Linked DNA regions of Homo sapiens: region 2 is linked to region 1. The links are chromatin loops, found by intact Hi-C in ENCODE. Cell type or tissue: natural killer cell. All regions are shown on one strand. Each heading gives the region's core, and the rest is flanking DNA. Links, peaks and the distances in the headings are about the cores only. Region 1 has its middle 98 kb from the start of ANLN. Region 2 has its middle 62 kb from the start of ELMO1.

Evidence for each region. A loop is a pair of places that touch in the nucleus more often than their neighbours do. Peaks named below come from ENCODE experiments on the same cell type or tissue, not always from the same donor. Only the 100,000 strongest peaks of a DNase experiment are listed, where the experiment ranks them.
Region 2: a loop joins it to region 1, with 2.9 times the contacts of the local background. A loop is called at or near these places in 3 of 110 quality-filtered maps.

The regions. Positions count from the first base shown.
Region 1 is chr7:36,486,600-36,489,525 of GRCh38, reverse strand. No RefSeq gene overlaps it. Among named protein-coding and RNA genes, the nearest start is that of ANLN, 98 kb to the right of the region's middle. In natural killer cell, for the core only: a CTCF peak has its summit at 1,559; a DNase peak (open chromatin) is centred at 1,585.
Region 2 is chr7:37,509,119-37,512,044 of GRCh38, reverse strand. No RefSeq gene overlaps it. Among named protein-coding and RNA genes, the nearest start is that of ELMO1, 62 kb to the right of the region's middle. In natural killer cell, for the core only: CTCF peaks have their summits at 1,597 and 1,797 (motif pointing right); a DNase peak (open chromatin) is centred at 1,804; H3K27me3 peaks cover 234 bases.

The DNA.
Region 1 (2,926 bases), core at 135-2,634:
GAGCACTGAGTGATTTGCCTTCTCCCTCCCAGGGTAGGTGCAAACTGCCGACTCCAGGAAGCACTCTAGGAGCTATTCAGTTGGTGCAAAAGTAATTGTGATTTAACAATTAGTGCAGTTAGGAGTGCAGCTTCAGAGCAAGTTTTCATACTACATGGCTGGTCTGCAATGCAGCAGATGGCAAGCACATGGAAATTTGGAAAGATCTAACTTGTAGGAACTGGTTTTGGGCAAAGACTTCATGACTAAAACACCAAAAGCAATGGCAACAAAAGCCAAAATTGACAAATGGGATCTAATTAAACTAAAGAGTTTCTGCACAGCAAAAGAAACTATCATCAGAGTGAATAGGGAGAAAATGTTTGCAATCTATCCATGTGACAAAGGGCTAATATCCAGAATCTACAAGGAACTTAAACAAACTTAAACAAATTTACAAGAAAAAAACAAACAACCCCATCCAAAAGTGGGCAAAGGATATGAACAGACACTTCTCAAAAGAAGACATTTATGCGGCCAAAAAACATATGAAAGAAAAGCTCATCATCATTGGTCATTAGAGAAATGCAAATCAAAACCACAATGAGATACCATCTCATGCCAGTTAGAATGGTGATCATTAAAAAGTCGGGAAACAACAGGTGCTGGAGAGGATGTGGGGCAATAGGAGCGCTTTTACACTGTTGGTGGGAGTGTAAATTAGTTCAGCCATTGTAGAAGACAGTGTGGCGATTCCTCAAGGATCTAGAACCAGAAATACCATTTGACCCAGCAATCTCTGGTATATACCCAAAGGATTATAAATCATTCTACTATAAAGACACATGAACACGTATGTTTATTGCAGCACTATTCACAATAGCAAAGACTTGGAACCAATCCAAATGCCCATCAATGACAGACTGAATAAAGAAAATGTGGCACATATACACCATGGAATACTATGCAGCCATAAAAAAGGATGGGTTCATGTCCTTTGCAGAGACCTGGATAAAGCTGGAAACCATCAATCTCAGCAAACTAACACAGGAACAGAAAACCAAACACTGCACGTTCTCACTCATAAGTGAGAGTTGAACAATGAGAACATGCGGACACAGGGAGGGGAACATCACAAACTGGGGCCTGTCAGGGGGTGGGGGGCTAGTGGAAGGATAGCATTAGGAGAAATACCTAATGTAGATGAGGGGTTGATGGGTGCAGCACACCACCATGGCACGTGTATACCTATGTAACAAACCTGCTCATTCTGCACATGTATCCCAGAACTTAAAGTATAATTTAAAAAAAAAAAAGGAAGAAGAAGAAGCACTGGTTTTGGGGAATTGCATAAATTAAATATACAGTAAGATACAACTATAAAAAATAAATAGCTCTCCATTCATTTCAGGCTGCTTAATTCTTTAGCATACGTTTATCTGAAGGGTGTCATACACTTGTACTCATTTTTAACTACATCTAAAGCTGAATTAATAATAAAATCCTTAACTTTATCAAGAGCATAAGTAATCAATCTTTCAATGCTTTTCAAATGCCACATCGGAGGATATCAAAGCATTGTGGCAAAACTACTAGTGAAGTATTGGCACCATCTGATGGGTGAGATTGGAAACTGCAAGTGTACATGTACCACTTAAAGCTGAAGTTATAAACTTTGACAAGCCAGTGTTATTTCCTCAAGTGCTGATCTCCTTCCAAAATTTTCATCATAAATCCGGCAAATTCACACTAACAGACTGATAGTCACACTAGTAGACTGAGATATTAATCAAGTTGTTAAAAGAAAACATAAATGTAAATATTTTTTAAAGAACTCTTTTATAAGAATTAAAATAAAAGACATACACAAATATACATATCTTTTTTTCACAGGTGTGTTTAAATTTAGTTCTCTTTGAGACCTGGACAGTGCACATTGGTTGTTTACATAAGGAAGAGGTTGTATATTTAGGTTGGTGCAAACGTAATTGCAGTTTTTGCCATTACTTTTAATTGCAAAAACCACTATTAAAAGTAATGGCAAAAACTACAATTACATTTGCACCAACCTAATACAATTCATTCTACAGACTCCTGCTCAAAGAAAAGCCCTATTCTTATGATACATGTGATAAATAAAAAGGAATATTTGAGCTGTATGGGCAATCTCTTTTTATGTTTTCCCACTTTATGTGACTTTTTAAACTGATTGATTGCATTAGATAAAAGGGCTTCTTCTGGGCCAGGTGTGGTGGCTCATGCCTGTAATCCCAGCACTTTGGGAGGATGAGGCGGGCTGATCACTTGAGGTCAGGAGTTCGAGACCAGCCTGGACAACATTGTGAAACCTTGTCTTTACTAAAAATACAAAAATTTGCCAGGCATGGAGGCACATGCCTGTAATCCCAGCTACTAGGGAGGCTGAGGTTGCAGTGAAACGAGATCACACCACTGCACTCCAGCCTGGGCAACAGAGCGACACCCTGTCTCAAAAAACAAAGGTAGGGGGCTTCTTCTGAGTATGTATATATAAATATATATATATATAAATATATATAAATATATATATAAATATATATAAATATATATATAAATATATATAAATATATATATAAATATATATAAATATATATATATATAAATATATATAAATATATATATATAAATATATATATATATAAATATATAAATATATATATATATAAATATATATATATATGCCCTTTTATCTAATGCAATCAATTATATATATATATAATTAGGTTCCCAACAGTCAATACTTTTAATTTTTTCACTCTTCCTCAGAAAATTTTACATAACATTTAAATGTATTAAATAAATAATAAAGACACAAATATTTTGATTAATCATTCTTCGCCTTCGGCCTAGATATGAAAATCAGGGAGACTGAAAAACTGTGGCAATTGTGGAAATAAACAAAGATTAC
Region 2 (2,926 bases), core at 280-2,779, 1.0 Mb before region 1:
TCTCCAGGAATTGCACAGACTTGCCAAGAGCAAACAGGAACATCGGCAGCTAGAGCGTTAGAAATGCAGCAGATAGTAAGGACTCTGTGACTTTAAGTGTCAACTCATAACCCCCTCAGGGAGGGCAACCAAAGTACATCAGTCCAGATGCCAGGAGACCCCCCTGGAGGGTCCTGTTGTGAGTGGGACCTAGAGATGAACCAGGTGGCAGCGGGAGGTTCCATGAGCATTTCCCACTACTCCACTAGGCTGGCGAGGAGGTAGCTGCTCAACTGTCCTGGCAATACACCAACATTAATTGGCTTTCTTTTTGTTGCTTGGTTGTTGGCTATACCTGTGCTTAGTAGAAGGAATACAGTGTGGTTTCGGTTTGTTTCAACTAATCCTTTTGCTGATTCTACAAATCACACAGTTTAGAAGCCCCCCAAGCACCTTTCAAGAAGCTTACCTAAATGGAGTAGACCTGAGGGACAATTATTGTCCTAATCCCAGGGTCGCAAGTAGTAAACAGCTACCTTTATGTTATAAGGTTTCAGGCAAAGGGTGGGATAATGGCAGATACTTGGGGCTCAAGGTCTCGGGGGTCAGGCATACTAAAGTTAACTGATAGGTGATCACTGCATGCATGAGATGAACAGTGAGCAAGGGCCGTACTCTTAACCCCTGGAAAATTTCTTAACGTTTTACAAAATGAGAAACTGCACTGGAAGAAACTGGTTCATGAGATAAGGACATGGATCCAGTGAACCTCTGGAGCCCAAAAGGATAGAGTCAAACCAGGCTCCAGCATATGCTAGTTGTAGATCCTTGTGCAATTTACTTCTTTGGTGCTTATTTTGAGTCACAGCAGGTTTGTTTTTTTGTTTTTCTTTTTGTTTTTGTTTTACAGAGTCATGCTCTGCCTCCCAGGCTGGAGTGCAGTGGCTGGATCTTGGGGGCTTACTGCAATCTCCACCTCCTGGGTTCAAGCAATTCTCCTGCTTCAGTGTCCCAAGTAGCTGGGATTACAGGCATGCACCACCACGTTTGGCTAATTTTTTGTATTTTTAGTAGAGATGGGGTTTCACCATGTTGGCCAGGCTGTCCTCGAACTCCTGGCCTCAAGTGATCCACCCACCTCGGCCTCCCAAAGTGCTGGGATTATAGGCGTGAGCCACCGAACCCAGCCAAGTCACAGCATTTTAACAGGGAAGCACATTGCCAGGATTTGCTACACTGCTGCTCTCTCATTTTGTCACTTTGTTCCTGCTAACTCCCTCTCTCCTCCTTCATATGTTTGTCCCAAAACTCTTACATACTCCTTCGTTCATCTCCTCTCATTGTTACCTATATATTCTTATAGTATTTCATTATGAGTTTTAAAAATAAACATTTGATCACAAAATGACAAATACTGTATGATTCCTCTTACGTGAGGTACCTGGAGCATTCAGATTCGTAGAGACAGAAAGCAAACTGGCTAGGGGAAGGGTGGGAAGGGGCAGTTTGTGTTCAATGGATAGAGTTTCACTTTTGCAAGATGAAAAAACATTCTGAAGATGGTTGGTGGTGATGGTTTCCCAATAAGGTGAGTATACTTAATGTCACTGAACTGTATAGTTCAAAATGGCTAAAATGAGGACTTTTAGGTCTATTTTATCCCAATTTTAAAAAACAGAAAACTTACAAAGCAAACCCTTGACTCACTTTCATTATATTTACCTATAAGATTCACCAGAATAGAAATATTTGTCACACCCAGATCACCTCAACACTGTCCTGTAGAAAGAACTGAGGTGGACTGAGGATGCATACAATACCCAGCAGAGGGCAGGAGGGAGTCAAGGTGGCATTTTCCCCTAAATTTTGTATTTGTGATCATTTTTTCTTCCTCTCTTATTTGCTGTCTTAGTTTAATGTTCTCTCTAAAGGTGTAAGTCTTTCCAAGACAGCCATGTTAGAGAACAGAGGATAAATGATTCTCTCACAGAGCATGTCGGTTAAATTATTGCATAATTTAAATCACCACATAAAAACAATTGCTCAGTGGAGCTGGGTTTGTTAGTGGTAATAGAGCTCCAAACTAGGCTTTTTCGCTTTATTCTGGCTGTATATTATTGACCCAGATCATTTTGCAAAGTACTCCACAAATAATTGTATTGATGTTCCCACAAAAGGATACTAAAAACCCTGCTAAGTCTCAGTGGAAACCCTACGGAAATAGTATTGTAAAATTAATGGGATTCAGGTTTTAGGTGTTCTTTCTCCCAGCTGAGCCATGTTGCCAGGACCAAATGCTATAAAAGTGCTGCCATTTGCATCAGCCTTAACTGAGGAAATATCTATTTTTCCCTTGATTTGCTCTTTGCCTTGATTTCCTGGAGCATATTTGCAAGTTATCCTTGATGCACTATAATTATTTTGAGGAGATTGCTTTTTGGTTTAAAAGGATATTGCCATTTTATTATTTTAGAACACCAAGGGAGTCATATTCAAGGAAGAGACCAGCATTTTAATGCTGGGCTTCTCTCTCGAAGGAAACCAAACTCTTCACTGATTGTTTTTTGACTTCTGGTTCAAATAGCCTGGGAGGTACAAGGGTAGCATGTGGATTCGCGTGGAAGGTTTTGTTTAAGGCAATGAGCATTAGCTCTCTTTGCCTTCTCCCAGGGCTGCCACTCGGCATCGAGTTAAAACGGTGACAGCAGCAGCAGCAGCAATATCTGCCCAGACAGTTCTGGTTCTTCCATTTACTCAAACAATTTGGATGCAGATGGCCTTTCTACTTCATGCATTGAATATGATTCAAGTCCCAACCATCCATTATTACTTCACCTGCCTTGAAATGGGAATTGTAAGCACTCTGATAAATTATTTGAAAGACTAATTTCCTCAAATACCCCTTTCTGCTATTAACTTGCAATTTTATAACATTTAAAACGTTCTG